Regions from separate parts of the Homo sapiens genome. Here region 1 is linked to region 2. The links are chromatin contacts, found by Hi-C or POLR2A ChIA-PET in ENCODE. All regions are on one chromosome and are shown on one strand. Each heading gives the region's core, a stretch centred on a gene start or an enhancer-like site at or near the end of the contact. The rest is flanking DNA. Distances are from core to core; before and after follow the strand shown. Region 1 overlaps LOC105374029 (a long non-coding RNA gene). Region 2 holds the start of CBLB (Cbl proto-oncogene B).

The links. Hi-C counts contacts between places; a loop is a spot of excess contacts on that map. ChIA-PET counts read pairs that join two places held with the same protein, here RNA polymerase II (POLR2A). Pooled maps may share reads with other maps.
Region 1: a map of endothelial cell of umbilical vein shows a loop between it and region 2 (7-fold over the local background). The contact joins the enhancer-like site here to the promoter of CBLB in region 2. A Hi-C loop is called at or near these places in 3 of 168 maps with a recorded cell type or tissue (PC-3, chondrocyte and endothelial cell of umbilical vein) and 3 of 50 pooled maps. POLR2A ChIA-PET finds 5 or more read pairs at or near these places in 1 of 52 experiments (AG04450).

Annotation. Positions count from the first base shown.
Region 1 is chr3:106,723,456-106,730,616 of GRCh38, reverse strand. All of the region lies in intron 1 of LOC105374029 (a long non-coding RNA gene), which reads left to right. Among named protein-coding and RNA genes, the nearest start is that of LINC00882, 510 kb to the left of the region's middle. Within about 2 kb of position 2,161, at least 6 of the 41 ENCODE cell types and tissues checked have a DNase peak (open chromatin) inside an H3K27ac peak, as active enhancers do; they include PC-3 and endothelial cell of umbilical vein, where a contact is called at or near this core.
Region 2 is chr3:105,866,504-105,873,680 of GRCh38, reverse strand. It overlaps CBLB (Cbl proto-oncogene B), which reads left to right and starts at 4,669. Exons shown (of 19, transcript NM_170662.5): 1 at 4,669-4,945; 2 at 6,090-6,271. The coding sequence starts at 6,104. It overlaps LOC105374024 (a long non-coding RNA gene), which reads left to right. Exons shown (of 3, transcript XR_007095990.1): 3 at 1-117. RefSeq lists a silencer at 4,471-4,700 and enhancers at 6,458-6,547, 6,668-6,717, 6,748-6,797.

The sequences.
Region 1 (7,161 bases), core at 912-3,411, 860 kb before region 2:
ACCAGTATTTTCCCATGTATATATCATAATGTCTCTGGCTTTTCAGTTTTTGTCTAAATATTCATTCAATCGTAGGTAAAATATTCAGTTTTAGGTCCAAATTTCCGGGACTCTGAGTGGACTTGAACCTTTAGATTCTCAGAGTTCTATCAATATAATGCCTTAAAGAACTGCAGGGAGTTCAAACTTTGTGTGAATTTACATAGGTGTTACTACATCCATTCCCTATGTCTGGTAATAATAGTTATGAATCGCTGCTAATATTTATTGAGCATTTTTACCTATATCAGACAACTATGCAAATGTTTTAATATTTTATCTCACTTAATCTTCACAACTATGCCATAGCGTATTTTTGTCCATTTTCATATAAATACACTGAGCCTCAGAGAACTGAGGTAACTCTCTCAGGGGAGACAGCAGTTGGCCAAACAGGATTTGAATCAGGTCTGCTAAACACTGGAACCCATGTGCCAGCATGCATGGTGAAAAGATAAGAAAAAAGGGAGGAAAAACAGAATATTTAATATTATAAAAACCTACATAACAACACAGAAAGGTACTTTAACATGGAGAGAGATTTTTTAAATGCAAGTCTCATTTTATTCCATTTTCAAGAACAGAATAAAGCAAAAGAACATATGCAGTGGTTCCTTACAATGTTATCCTGCAGTAAGCTTTAATGATTCCTCTTTGCATTAATGTGGACAACTAGTCTGGGCTCTCTGGCTCTGGAGATACAGTTTTATATTATTTTTTTTGTTTAAAGTGATTTTTATCCTTTAGGTGGATAAAAGTTTGGCTCTAGGTGAACCGAAGTGATTTGTAAAATAGCAAAGGGCTGTGCAACATGCCAAAACAGTAAGAGAATTGTCTATGCATGTAAGAAGCTGGTGGCTGTGGGTGAAAATAAAATAGTGGCTAGATCAGCTGTTGATGTGTGAACTTGTAAGGAAGACTATTAGGTCTGGGAATTCCAATTTATGCTTCCAGCTTTTCTTTGAATATTGAGGAAGGAAGTAAATGAATACATACTGAGAGTTTTCTGGGCCACATGTTATTCTAGATAATTTTGACAAAAGTTTCTAGTTTGCTGCACCCAGAAAACCTTTTGTGAATCACCTTACTATCCCCATTTTACCAAAGAGAAATGCAAAATTCTGTAGCTAAAATATGACAGAACCAGAAGTTCAATGTATGTCCTTCTGACTTCAAAATTTAAAATTATTAGCCATGTAAATTTCTGTGGATTCATAATCTGACTGTCTCTCAATTTATTTTCTGTTCACCCTTCTAGTTGCCATTCTGAGAATCTGAGCGACTTCAGATGAAAAGAAGTTTTATGAAACATTTCTACAAAATTTCTTGGCTAAGGTGTTATACATAGAAAACTACACATATGTCTATTGATTTTGTTTTTGAATTGATAAAACCCAAAGCAAAGCTCAATAATGGCTGTCTCCATGTTTTAAACTGCTAGCAAGACACTCAGACCCACAGAAAGCACAATATCAGTGTTAGTTAAATTGAACTAAACACAAAATCTCTACCTCATAACAACCAGTAGTCAATCTATTTGATATAAGAAAATATTTAAGAATCCCTATGTGATCTGAATTACAATTTTTACTTCCATTTTGAATTCCAGTTCATCTAACAGATTCCTTCCACTCTGAAGTTCCCTTAGTTCCACATTCCTCATGCTATTCCTTTGTTCAGAAATCTACAAAGGCTGTCTTTTGCCTGTCTCATATATAAACACTTTTTCTTAGCTTTCAAAGTCTTTAATAATCTAACCTACCATAACCAGCCAGCTTAAGAGTAGACACGCAGGGGGGAATATTTGAGTGTGAATAGAAGGAAAGAGAAACAATAGAATACTTTTGTGAAACGCAGGGGGGAATATTTGAGCATGAATAGAAGGAAAGAGAAACAGTAGAATACTTTTGTGAAAATTTTGTGGCTTTAAAATGCTTGGCGTGAGTCATGTGTAATTGTTTCTAACTCCCCGAGTGATACGTCTGTGCCTTGTTAGTCTGTAAGAAAAACATGAATTTTCTGACCAACTCTTACTTACTTTCTCTATCTCCCTTCATGTACTTAGTCACTCTGTGTGGACATCCTGGCTGATCTCCATTAGTGGAAATATTCATGTCTACCTCCAAATTGTTTTGTCCTTAGACATTTTTCTGACTCATGTCTCTGATATTCTTCAGTCAACACATTTGGACTACTTGGGCTATGAACAAGGATATGAAGAATGGAACTGCCATAAACTCAAGTACAATATAATTAACAAAAATGAAATGGAGAGATAACATTACAGTGAGGGTAAGGTGCTGTCTACTCAGGAAACATAAAGCCCAAATTTGATTCAGAATTTATATTAACTCCTAGAGTTTCTTTGAATTAAGAATGTCGGTTCTGAAACAAAATTATTGGGTCCAAGTGAGCATTTCCAAATATAGGTCAGAGAAATGATAGGTGAGACTGGAGACTGATTCTTCTTTCTGATACTTTGTTGTTGTTGTTACCAAATTACTATCGTTTAGTCAACAAGCCTACACTGGAAGTCCAAGGTACTTTCCATACAATTGCAATCTAGTATTCATATAGTAAAATTTTAGATGAAGGCAAATAAAGGAACACTACTGCATGAATCTACAGCTCCGTTGGTTGGCAGCATGAAGTTAAACTAGCAAAACAGCCTTTAATTCACTACCATCCTAACATGATGTTTTTTTCCATCCATTCTGGCTCTTTGTGCTGTGGATTATGGAGAGATATCATAGCCATGGCACGTGGGCTCCTCTCACTTCTTTTCTGATTACCTTTGAAGGTCTTAGTTGTGTGTGGAAGTCATCTATTAAGTCACCCAGGTTTGGTTAGCTTTAGGCTTTAGCATTTTTCCCCTACACCATTTGACCATTACTATGGTATCTCCAAGTCTCCAAGATTCAATAGAGATTTCCTTGTTGAAAATTGGTATTGTTGATCATTTATCTCCCAGAATTTCTGCTTTCACATAATTCTTGACTTTTTGTAAACTCTCCCGTGTCATTAAAAATATGTTTTTTTCTGAGTATTTTAGAATTTTAGTTAGGGGAGTCTTTCATAATTCCTAGACCACCCACCCTGCTGGACACAGAAGCCAGGTTCCCCTTATGCTTCAGTTCGTGAAGAATGATTATTTTGGACCAAAGTCTATCTAAGAACATTTCAAAAAAGTGATTAAGAACTGGCACCCTTAAAATTTAGGTGTTCTTAATGAACATTTAGGTGTTGGCTAGAACACCCAAATTTTAATAATGACTTCATAAAATGGCTCTTTTAACTTGAGAATTGTTCTCTTTAAGCTTTAGTTTCCTCATTTGTAAAATGGGAATAATAGTAACATTACCTGCTTCATATGATTATTGTAAAGACTAGATATGTATAATGAAAAATGTGAGTGGGAAATAAAGCGGGTTTAAAGATGGTGGTTGATATTATATTTTATTTATCTCCAACGGCAGCACCACTACCTTTTGCTCCTAATGCTAGAAACAGGCAGACTTCCTAAAGCAAAGGAGGCTTTGTTTTGCTGCTTCTTTCACCATGTATTGGAAATTACTTAAAAGGAACATTACTTAAAAGGAAACAAAAGTTAAAAAAAAAAAAAAGAAAAACAGCAGCTAACATTTACTGAATATTAGTTGTGCATCAAAATGCTAGTTATTTTACATTAAATATTGTTAAGTCCTCACAACATTTCTCTAAAGCATATTTTATCTTTCCCCATTATAGATAAAGAAACTGAGACTCAGGCAGGTTAAGTAATTTGTTCAGAGTAACACAGTTAGAAGTAAATAGAGACAATTTGACTTTTGAGGTTGTACTCCTAATTAATATGCTAGAACTGCAATGTCAAGGGTCAAAGTCAAGGGTCACATAAAGAATTTGTGTGAATACTCATATTAGAATGTTCTTACTCTTTGATATTCACTCCTCCTTCACCAATATTATGGCTGGCAGAATCCTACTGGTATTTGAAATTGCCTTGCCTCTCTGAAGTTTTTCCAAAGGCGAACAGAATTAAATATCTCCTGTTTGCTCTCATAGCACACTGCAAAAGCTTTATGGAAGCACACATCACTATGTTTACTTATTCCTCCCTTTTTCTCTATCCTATGACCTTCCTGAGTACAGAAAGTACTGTACTGTACTGAGTACAGAAAGTACACACCTACTTGATTATTATTATTGTTATTGCTGTTATTGTTATTATTTTGATCACTGGAGATGCACACAATACTTGCTGTTTCGGACTGGCTCAGTATCTGATTTTGAAATGGATGATCTATTTCAAAGTTATTTTTCACACAATTAAATACTTTACAAAAATCCAAGAACTTCTGACTTCTAATTCTTCACAATTGACTATGGATTTTTGAAATTTGTTTGCTTCTACGTATACCCAATTCTGCTGTATATTGGCAGCCTTTCAAGGTTTGGGAACAAAACCTTGTCTATTTGTGTTACACTGGTCCCCAGATCACCATAGGTTCCCAATAAATCTTCATTCTAATCAGCTTTTGAAAATGGGGCTTCAAGCTTTACTGCAGTCAGTTATGTAGATGGCTGTAACCAGGGCCTTCTCTTTAGGTACAACCACCTTTCCAGAATTGCTTTTCTTTCCTCAGCTCCATTTACAAGGCTGCAGCTTTCCAGAACCATATGTTGCAGCTGAATTGTGCTTTCCCCTAGTAGTAGGATATCAATTTTTTTTAACACCATGTTATTTACTAGTCCCTTGGTTATACAAGAGAACTAGGAATCTCACATGTTAGCAATTGTAGCTCCAGTAGCTAAAGATTTACTACAGGCAAGCACACGTTTACAACATGGTTTACAGATCTCATCTCTTAACTTCCTGCAGAAGTACATCTGGGCCTGAATCTTAAGCATGCTCCGGAGCTGGACAGTCATTACCGTGTGTGTGTTTTGGTCTGGATGAGTAGATAATACAAGAGAATGATACTTTTAAATTTAGCTATGTCTTTAATATTGTTATTGGTGTTACATGTCTGTGATCATTTCCCCACTGGCAAACTAAGCCTTCATTACAAAATCCAGTCATGCAATTTGCATGCTTTAGAGATAAGGTTAAGGCTCTGTCAGAGCACTTAACCACAGGTGTAAAAATGTTGTGATTAAAAAGAGACTGCACATTTAAGTAGGAGTAATTAGAAGTGAATTCTTAATTGCAGAGTTACACAAGCATTTATGCTTTGCTTTGCTATCCTAAGCCTTTGAAAGGTGCTATATAAATGCAAATTGCTTCTCACATCATTCATGCCATGTATTCATGACATTGAAAATGTGCACTTATACTGAACTAAGCTTAATAATAAAATACTAAATATGAAATATCTATTAAATAGAGCTATACTTCCATCATCCAATAAGCATATTTCTGTATTTTCCATTTTAAACATGTACCTATGCTGATGAGATGCAAGTTCTCTCTGATTAAGAGAATAAAGAAACTCTTCAGACTGATTCAACTATAAAACTATAAACAGTTTTTTAAAATATTATTATTGTAGCTTAATAGTGTTTCAATTAGACAGTTTCTGAATGTGAACCACCACTAGTTTTAGTACATTCATTGCCTGTTGGCAATTTAAAGAACACCTTCTTCCAACACTCACAGAGATTCTAACTTATGTATTTTCAGAATGTTCTGTTCCTATAGATATTTCAACCTTCATTTTGACCTCTCAACACAATCTCCACATAAAAAGTTTGGATTGTGAGCTGGGCGCAGTGGCTGACGCTTGTAATCCCAGCACTTTGGAAGGCTGAGGTGGGCAGATCACCTGAAGTCAGGAGTTTGAGACCAGCCTGGCCAACATGGTGAAACCTTGTCTCTGCTAAAAATACAAAAATTAGCTAGACATGGTGGTGCATGCCTGTAATCCCAGCTACTGGGGAAGCTGAGGCAGGAGAATCACTTGAGTCTAGGAGACAGAGGTTGCAGTGAGCCAGGATCGTGCCACTGAACTCCAGCCTAGGTGACAGAGTGAGACTCCAGCTCAAAAAAATAAAAAGAAGTTTGGGTTGTGGACTATGGAAAGTAATTTTTATGAAGACCAAGATTTAAAACTCATAGAAAATATTAGGGTCTAATCTTCATGTATTAGTCCATTTTCATACTGCTATAAAGAACTGCCTAAAATGGGGTAATTTTTAAAGGAAAGAGGTTTAATTGACTCACAGTTCCACATGGCTGGGAAGAACTCAGGAAACTTACAATCATGGCAGAAGGCAAAGGGGAAGCAGGTACTTTCTTCGCAAGGTAGCAGTAGAGAGTGTGTGTGAAGGAGGAATTGTCAAACACATATAAAACCATCAGATCTGGTGAGAACTCACTATCACAAGAACATCATGGGGGAAACCACATCCATGATTCAATCACTGACCACTGGGTCCCTTGCTCAATACGGGGAGATTACGGGAATTATAATTCAAGATAAGATTTGGGTGGGGACACAGCCAAACCATATCACCTCACAAATATATGCCAGAAAATGGCAAACATTATGTCCGCTTATGAACCCATGTTCTATGTATTTGTAAACAAAAAGAAATTATTTTAAGATGGTACTACTCGATCGTGTGTGTGTCATTACGTCATTTGACAAGCTGGTTAAAGTACGGATTCTGATTGAAGAGGCTTGAAGTGGAGCCCAAGATTTTGCATTTCTAATAATCTTTCTTGTGGTGCATAAGCTATTCCCTCCAGACCACACTTACAGTAGTAAGGTTTTAGGGCAGGGGTCTGCAAACGTTTTCTGTAAAGATCCAGATATTCTAAGCTTTGTGGGTCATAGGATTTCTGTCAGATCTAGTCAATTCTGTCATTGTAGCACAAAAACAGTCATAGTTAATACATAAATAAATAAGTATGACTGTATTCTGATCAAACTATGTTTACCAAAACAGGATGAAAGTGAATTTGGCTCCTGAGCTGTAATTTGCTAACACCTGCTTTAGGGAACTATGCATGTTCTTGTAATCAACTAATCTATACTCAAAACTTGTATCTCCTCAAAATTAATATGGCAGAGATTAAATTCTTGAATGATCAATGACTGTCAGCCTCTGGAATCTCTAAAT
Region 2 (7,177 bases), core at 3,420-5,919:
ACTGTTTAATCTGAAGTAAACTTTGGGATGGAAAACTATTAGGAACGTTTCTTGCTTAATTTTGCCATTGTACGCTCTGATATTGATTGTTCAGGATTATTGAGCACACATGCTGTAATGAGAATTGTATATAATTTACTATATATACTTACATATGATAGACATTAAAGGATATATGTGTCTAGTAATAGCAGATGCATGTTTCTGCCCACTAAAGAAATGGTTGCAGCTTTTAATAAATATGGCTAAGGGAATGATGTTAAGATTACGTGTGTGTGTGTGTGTGTGTGTGTGTGTGTGCATGCACATATTGTTCTGGATTTCAAATGAGTATACAAAATTATCATTATCTTACACCACTTGCATTGGGATCTTCAGTTTTTCCTTCAAGAAGTGAATTATTAATAATATATTTAACTTTTAGAGTATTATTGTGGTAGGACTCGCCAGTTTCTTGCTACAACATCTATTCATCCCTTTCTCTTTAGAAACAAACTAGAATTTTTATATTGCTTCCCATAATAAAAAACATATTGCCTTCCAGATTTTGCAGCTAAATTTGGCTATGGGACTAAATTCTGGCCTTGAGTTGTTTAAGAGAGATACTTGTGAGAGTTCTCTGAAGATTGGTCAAAGGAAACTAACTCAGATGGAAGATCCATTTGCCCTCCTGCCTTTCCTCTTAGCTTTTAGCCTGAAAATCAGTGGTGATGGCTGGAGAGCCAATAGCCATCTTGGAACACGACGTGATTCTGAAGGTGGGAAGCAAGGCTGGGATGGTACAGAATAAAGATAGGAACTTGGGTCCTTGAGAAAATTGTGGAGCCACCATATCTACCTGTAATTCCTACTTTCAGACCTTTTTCTATGTGTGAGAGATTTATCTTATTTAAGTCATTGTTATTTTTGTTGTTAATACTGTTGTTGTTAAGCTAGCATTCTAGTTGAGCCCAAGCTAGGACTCAGAGTCTGGTTATATCTGATGAGCCCCTGGATCAGCATCCCTCAATGCCAACTATTAAATGTAATGGGTTAATGATGAATGGAACTCTATTTCACGTAACAAAGAACAACTTGTTATGCCCAAATATTACGAGGTCATATTGCTCTTATTTCTCTCTAACCTGAGATTTGGGTCCGTGTTCTCTATGAGAAATTAGAAATTTCTGTTGTGGTATTCTGTTTTTGTGTTAGGATCGTCACTGTAAATCTACTTAATAGTAAAAATAAAATCTTGCTTGGAATTGTGAATTAAATGAATTCTCCATTGTGCAGAAACAGGAACAGCATTATATTTTGTATGTAATACTCTTAAACAGTCAATTCATTTATTCAATTAATATTTTTGAGCTATTATGGGTTACATAAGTTATGGAGGGGCTTTGTTATTTAGTCAACTCATGTCCAATATCACAGGGGTCAGTTGTGAATTTGGAAAAAATAGAAGAAAAGAAAAATTAAAGCAAATGACAAAAGTCTAAATATTTTCCTCAAATAATTGTCTTTTTTTTCCTTAATGTCTTGTGTTTACAGACTGGAATTTAAGCCGCATTTTTCTAGATGGCACCAGCCTATTGGTACATATATTAATGTCAAACAGTAATGCTCAAATTACACGGGTTCACAGCTGTTTCTACATAATTTCTTAAGTATTCTTGCCACGAAGTCTCCCCCTCTTTTCTGGGAGACCTGGGGGAAGGGTCTCACATGTCCTTATGACCGGTTTGCTCACATTACTCACTTACTAGCCACCCTTGTGCTTACAAGATCCTTCATGTAGGAGCGCCACCATTCTGTCTTATGTCAGGATCTTCCAGTAGAACACTGCTGTCCCGTAATAAGGCCATATACATGTTCTTTCTAGGTTACAATTTCCCACACTGCTAACTGATGCTGCATTCACTTTAAACTGCACCCTACTGGGGACTGACTTGTTCTATAGAAATGAGGTGACTGTTTCTCTAGCCAACTCTGTCAGCTTGAAGTACTACTGCTTATGTCCTAAAATCTCTTATGGAAACATTTCTTTGTCTTCTTATTTATAGTCCTGAAGCATGCATCTTTTATTGTGCTTTATCTCTTGTGTCTCTACTGGAGGCACCCGGGGTTTGAAGTTTTATCCCAGCAGTTATTTATTCCCCGTGCACATTTACTTTTTCTAATAATTGGCAGGGAGGACTTCTACTGCTCCATCAGTTTATGAGAGAAAACCAAACTGAATCCGAGTTTCAGCTCAACTGGGAACCCTGCTACACCAGAACTTAACCTGGATTCCAGATTGCTTGATAAAATAGCTAGTTGATGATAAGCTATAATTTCTTGACCACACACACACACACACACACACATGCGTACATATGTACATACAGCAGTTCCCTTCATCCACAGGATATGCTCAAACCCACAGTGCATGCTTGAAATCTCAGAAAATACTGAACGCTATATATACTATGAGTATTCCAATACATACATACCTATGATAAGTTTATGAAGTAGTCACAGTAAGAGATTAATAACAATAACTATTAATAAAATAATAACAATATGCTGTAATACAAGTTATATAAATGTGGTATTTTTCTCTCTCTCAAAATATCTTTTTGTACTATACTCACCTATTTTCAAACCCTGGTTGTCCACAGGTAACTAGAACCAAGGAAAGTGAGATGGCAAATAAGTGGTAAGGGATGCTACCGTATCTCACATACATATATTTCAAAATACGTCAAACCATACACCTCAAAACTTGTAATTTATATCAACATGATATGCTTGATACCATAGGCAATGCCATTTTCTCATTAACTCATCTCTTTCAGTTGCAAAACACCATATAAAAGGAATGGCACATGCTATAACATGTATTTTGGGTATTTTACATTTATCCAGATATGAATATAAGTAATATACTTAGTTATAATGTTCCCTTAAGCCACTGTTTTGCTACATGCTTCTACACATTAATTCTTTTAAAATTTATTTTAAAGGTAACACAGTTTTTTTCTTTTACAGTCTCCCCTTAGTAAATGTAGCTACTACGACTATGAGTAAAAGAGATATGGATGGGTGGAGGAGATATGGAGAGGCCAGCACTTTTGTAGATAAATGCAATGTGAAAACAAGGAACTACTCTTTAATTACTGGCACAGAAATAATGACAAGGAAACAAAATTACTTCCTGAATCACACTTTATCACCTGACTGGTTGCAAAGGCACATTTTTTTTCTGTTTTCGTCAAATTAAAATCTTAACCATGTAAATTCAAGGCTGTAAAGGAAAACTCAGGATCCTTCATAGTAATAATTACAGTATTAAAATTCTTAGTTGCTAGAAAGTGGTTAGAACCATTGAGAAACATTTTATCAGGTTACGTGGTTAGAGCAAGATTTGAAAAAACAAAATCAAAAACAAAAAACCCAATGTAAAATATCAGAACATCTGAGATGTCCAAGCTGAAAAGTGTAATAAACGCTATCAACTGTAGTGGAAAGAAAGTTCCAAAGTATGAAGTCCAGAGCAATTGTTGGTAGCATGAGTGGTGGGATTGAAGTAAACTGAAATAAATGGAAGGCATTTGTTTAACCTATGATATTGCTGAAAGACAAGTCCCAGCACAGTAGCTTTCTCCTTTAAAGACTAGCCAGATGTCGGCCTTTTTAAGAGCACAAAGAAGGGAGCCACAGAAAGAGGTAACAATGCTGGTAGAGAATGGCAGCTACAGTAAGGTTGTTTTTAAATGGATAGAAATCTATGTAAAGGTGACTCCGACAAAACACAGTAGCTGTCTCCTCCTCAGTCATTTAGGCAGAAACTTGCACTAAGTAAAAAGGTGCAAGGTATTTATCAGCAATTCCCATTATCTGGTACTTTTATTGCTTTGGCATGATTAGCAGAGACTGTTTGGCCAGCGTTGTCAACTATTTGCTTTTTCATCAGCCTGATGTTTGGTCTGCAATCCCTCTAAAACTAACAGCAAAAGAGAAACTCGGAAACTTGGGAAGTTTCAGTTGGCATTCAGATGTCACCCCAGCCTACTCTCTGTGAGATTTATTCTGCATTTTAGAAGCTCAGTGGCTGTTGCTCTTTTTGATAGCCAACAAGAAGCAACGTCATAGACCTGTTTGGCTGCTGTCCTGGGTAGAAGGGTTTGGCAGCCCTAGGGAGATGAATTTCTCCAGCGTTGGACCCGCCCAGAGCGGAGAAGCAACACCCTTCCAGCCACTACTCTGTTGCTATGAAACAAAAGACTAGGAAGGTAAGCGAAGCAGGAAGTCCCGCCTTTCAGCCCCAGATGGCTTTGGCTCCCGGTCCCGACGCTCACGCCCACCTGCCACCCCTTATTGGTTAGCTCCTTCGTGCCTTGCATCCCTTCGTCCATTTCCTTTCCCGTTTCCACTTTCGTTCCCGGGAGAGTCCAGGCCCCTCATTTCTCTCCGAGTCCAATTCCTTTCTGACGTGCTGCGAGCGGGCCTTCCTCTGGGGCCATTGTGTACTGTGGAGGACGTGGACGGGGCGGCAGCGCGAGGAGGACGGGCGCCTCCCGTCCATTGGCTGCACCCGCTGTCGGGCAGTGCGCGGTTGCGCGGCATTGGCTCAGCGGCGCCCGGCCCCGCCCCCGCCCCGCCCCGCCCCGAGCCTGGGTCCTGTGTGTGCCACAGGGGTGGGGTGTCCAGCGAGCGGTCTCCTCCTCCTGCTAGTGCTGCTGCGGCGTCCCGCGGCCTCCCCGAGTCGGGCGGGAGGGGAGAGCGGGTGTGGATTTGTCTTGACGGTAATTGTTGCGTTTCCACGTCTCGGAGGCCTGCGCGCTGGGTTGCTCCTTCTTCGGGAGCGAGCTGTTCTCAGCGATCCCACTCCCAGCCGGGGCTCCCCACACACACTGGGCTGCGTGCGTGTGGAGTGGGACCCGCGCACACGCGTGTCTCTGGACAGCTACGGCGCCGAAAGGCAAGAAGGGAAGGGGTCGCCGGGGAGGCTCCACACTTCTTGCCGGCCCGGGGGCCCGGGGTAGCCAGGCGCGGGCCAAGGAGGAAGAGGGGACAGCCCTGGCTCTCAGCTGCCTTTGCCGCCGCCGTCCAGTTTGAAGTGGGGCATTTAAAGACCAGAACCCGCAGGCCGGGGAGGAGGGAGAGGGCGTCCAGGCAGACGGCGGTGAGGACTGCAGCAGGCGGCCGGGAGGCGCGTCCACCCAGGCGCCGAGCCCACAGTGTCCCTCCCGCGCCCTAGACGGACGGTGCTGCGGGCACGGGAGGGACACTTTGTCCCCTCCCAGTCCACCTTCCTCCTGCAGCTCAGACCCGAGGGGCCGGGAAGGGGCCTGAGCAGGGAAGGGACACAGGCGTCCTGAAACAAAGCTTTGGGTTGAGGGCAGAGGCGAGGAGCCAGAGAAGTGAACTCCTCCTTTCCGTGGCCGCTCTTGTCATTTTTCTCTTTTCTCTTTTCAAATGGGCTATTTGTGTGTTAATTTCATTTGGTTCTTGGGAATAACGACTCACCGCGTTGATTTAAAGAAAGGTGTTCGTGTGTCCGTACTTGGTGGTTTTAGTGTGGGACATGCCCTGCGCTTTTGTTGACAACAGAGCTGTCCCTTACGTTTGTGTAGGATAATCTTTATGTTTATGTAACTTGGAGAAATCTAACAGAGTGAAAGTGAAGTTTCTGCGTAAGGCTCCCAAAATGTATGATAGGACCTTCAGTTGTTCTGGTATTTTGAATTGGAATTAAGGCAGGAGGGGAAGAACATTCTGTTTTTATCTAGGTGGGGGAAACCTGTTTAAGTTTTGTTTGTTCTTTTTTTTTTTTTTATGAGTTGAGTATTAGTTCAGCCTTAGCTACTTGAAACGTGAGCAGGATGCATCTTTAACTCTTAGTATTGTAAAAGCAAATCTAGGATCACTGCTCTTAAAACTACTGTGTGTAAAGATTGAGAGTGTAAATTCACAAGCTTATTGATAAAGATGAATCCGGAACTTTTGGTTTTGCTCTAATCGATGGAGGAAGATGCAGTGGTACAAGTTAGTCTCTAGTTTTCTGGTGGGTAAATATTTTCAAAACCAACTAACTTTTCTTTTTTTAAATCTGCCTTTTAAAGAACTAAAATTCCAGATGGCAAACTCAATGAATGGCAGAAACCCTGGTGGTCGAGGAGGAAATCCCCGAAAAGGTCGAATTTTGGGTATTATTGATGCTATTCAGGATGCAGTTGGACCCCCTAAGCAAGCTGCCGCAGATCGCAGGACCGTGGAGAAGACTTGGAAGCTCATGGACAAAGTGGTAAGTTCTGTCTGACGTTGCCTGTGCGAAACACTATTCACTTTGTCTGTGGTTTCTCCAGATTTATTTATACTGTTAATTAATACCAACCATTGTTATGGCAACAATCTTTTGATTTCAATTCATCATTTTTCTTCAACTCTGTGTTTTTTGAAAAGTTGGATTCAAAGACTTTTTTGTTTTTTAACCTTTCATCCTTTCTACTCTTTAAGGTTCAGAGTTCCTCTACATGACTCAGTATGTAAAGTTTTACCATTGGCTGCTTTTTGTTGGTGTATGGCCATAGAATGCTTGGAAGTGTTTGTTCTGTCTTCTGTGAGGTTGTGTTGCTCTTAGATAACAAAAGAGTACCAGCAGGTTATTTAAGTCTTTGACCACTCATGACAATCATCTGGTATGATACTGAAAATATTTACTGGGGAAAGAAACAGATTAGTTCTTAAGTGAAGAAGCAGTAGTTGAGGGAGTTTCCATTTTCATCTTTGAGAATTCATCTTCATTAAGAAACTTTTTTTGTTGTTAATGGGAGAGTTAACAGTTTCTTTCATCTACTATTCCATTTTGAAACAGGAAACCTTTCGATGGCACATTGTTTATTGTGAAAGGAAAATTTATGTTGGGGGTGGTGAGGCTGAGAGTATCAGAAACCTCTGTGGTTTCTGCATGTTGCTTTCAGACAAACTATAATTTCACAAGAAGAAATCATGATGGGTGTCAGTATCCAGAGAAGTCAATCTGAATACCTTACAGAGATTTACTCAGAAACTGTAGCTGTCAGTATCCTACCTTACTAAGTATGATTATAAAATAAATTTAAGATGTAGCTTGCTGCTTTGCAAAAATTAATAATTCTTTTTTTTGAAGCAGTAGCACTGTCCTGGATTTATTAGTAAATGTTTGGAACAC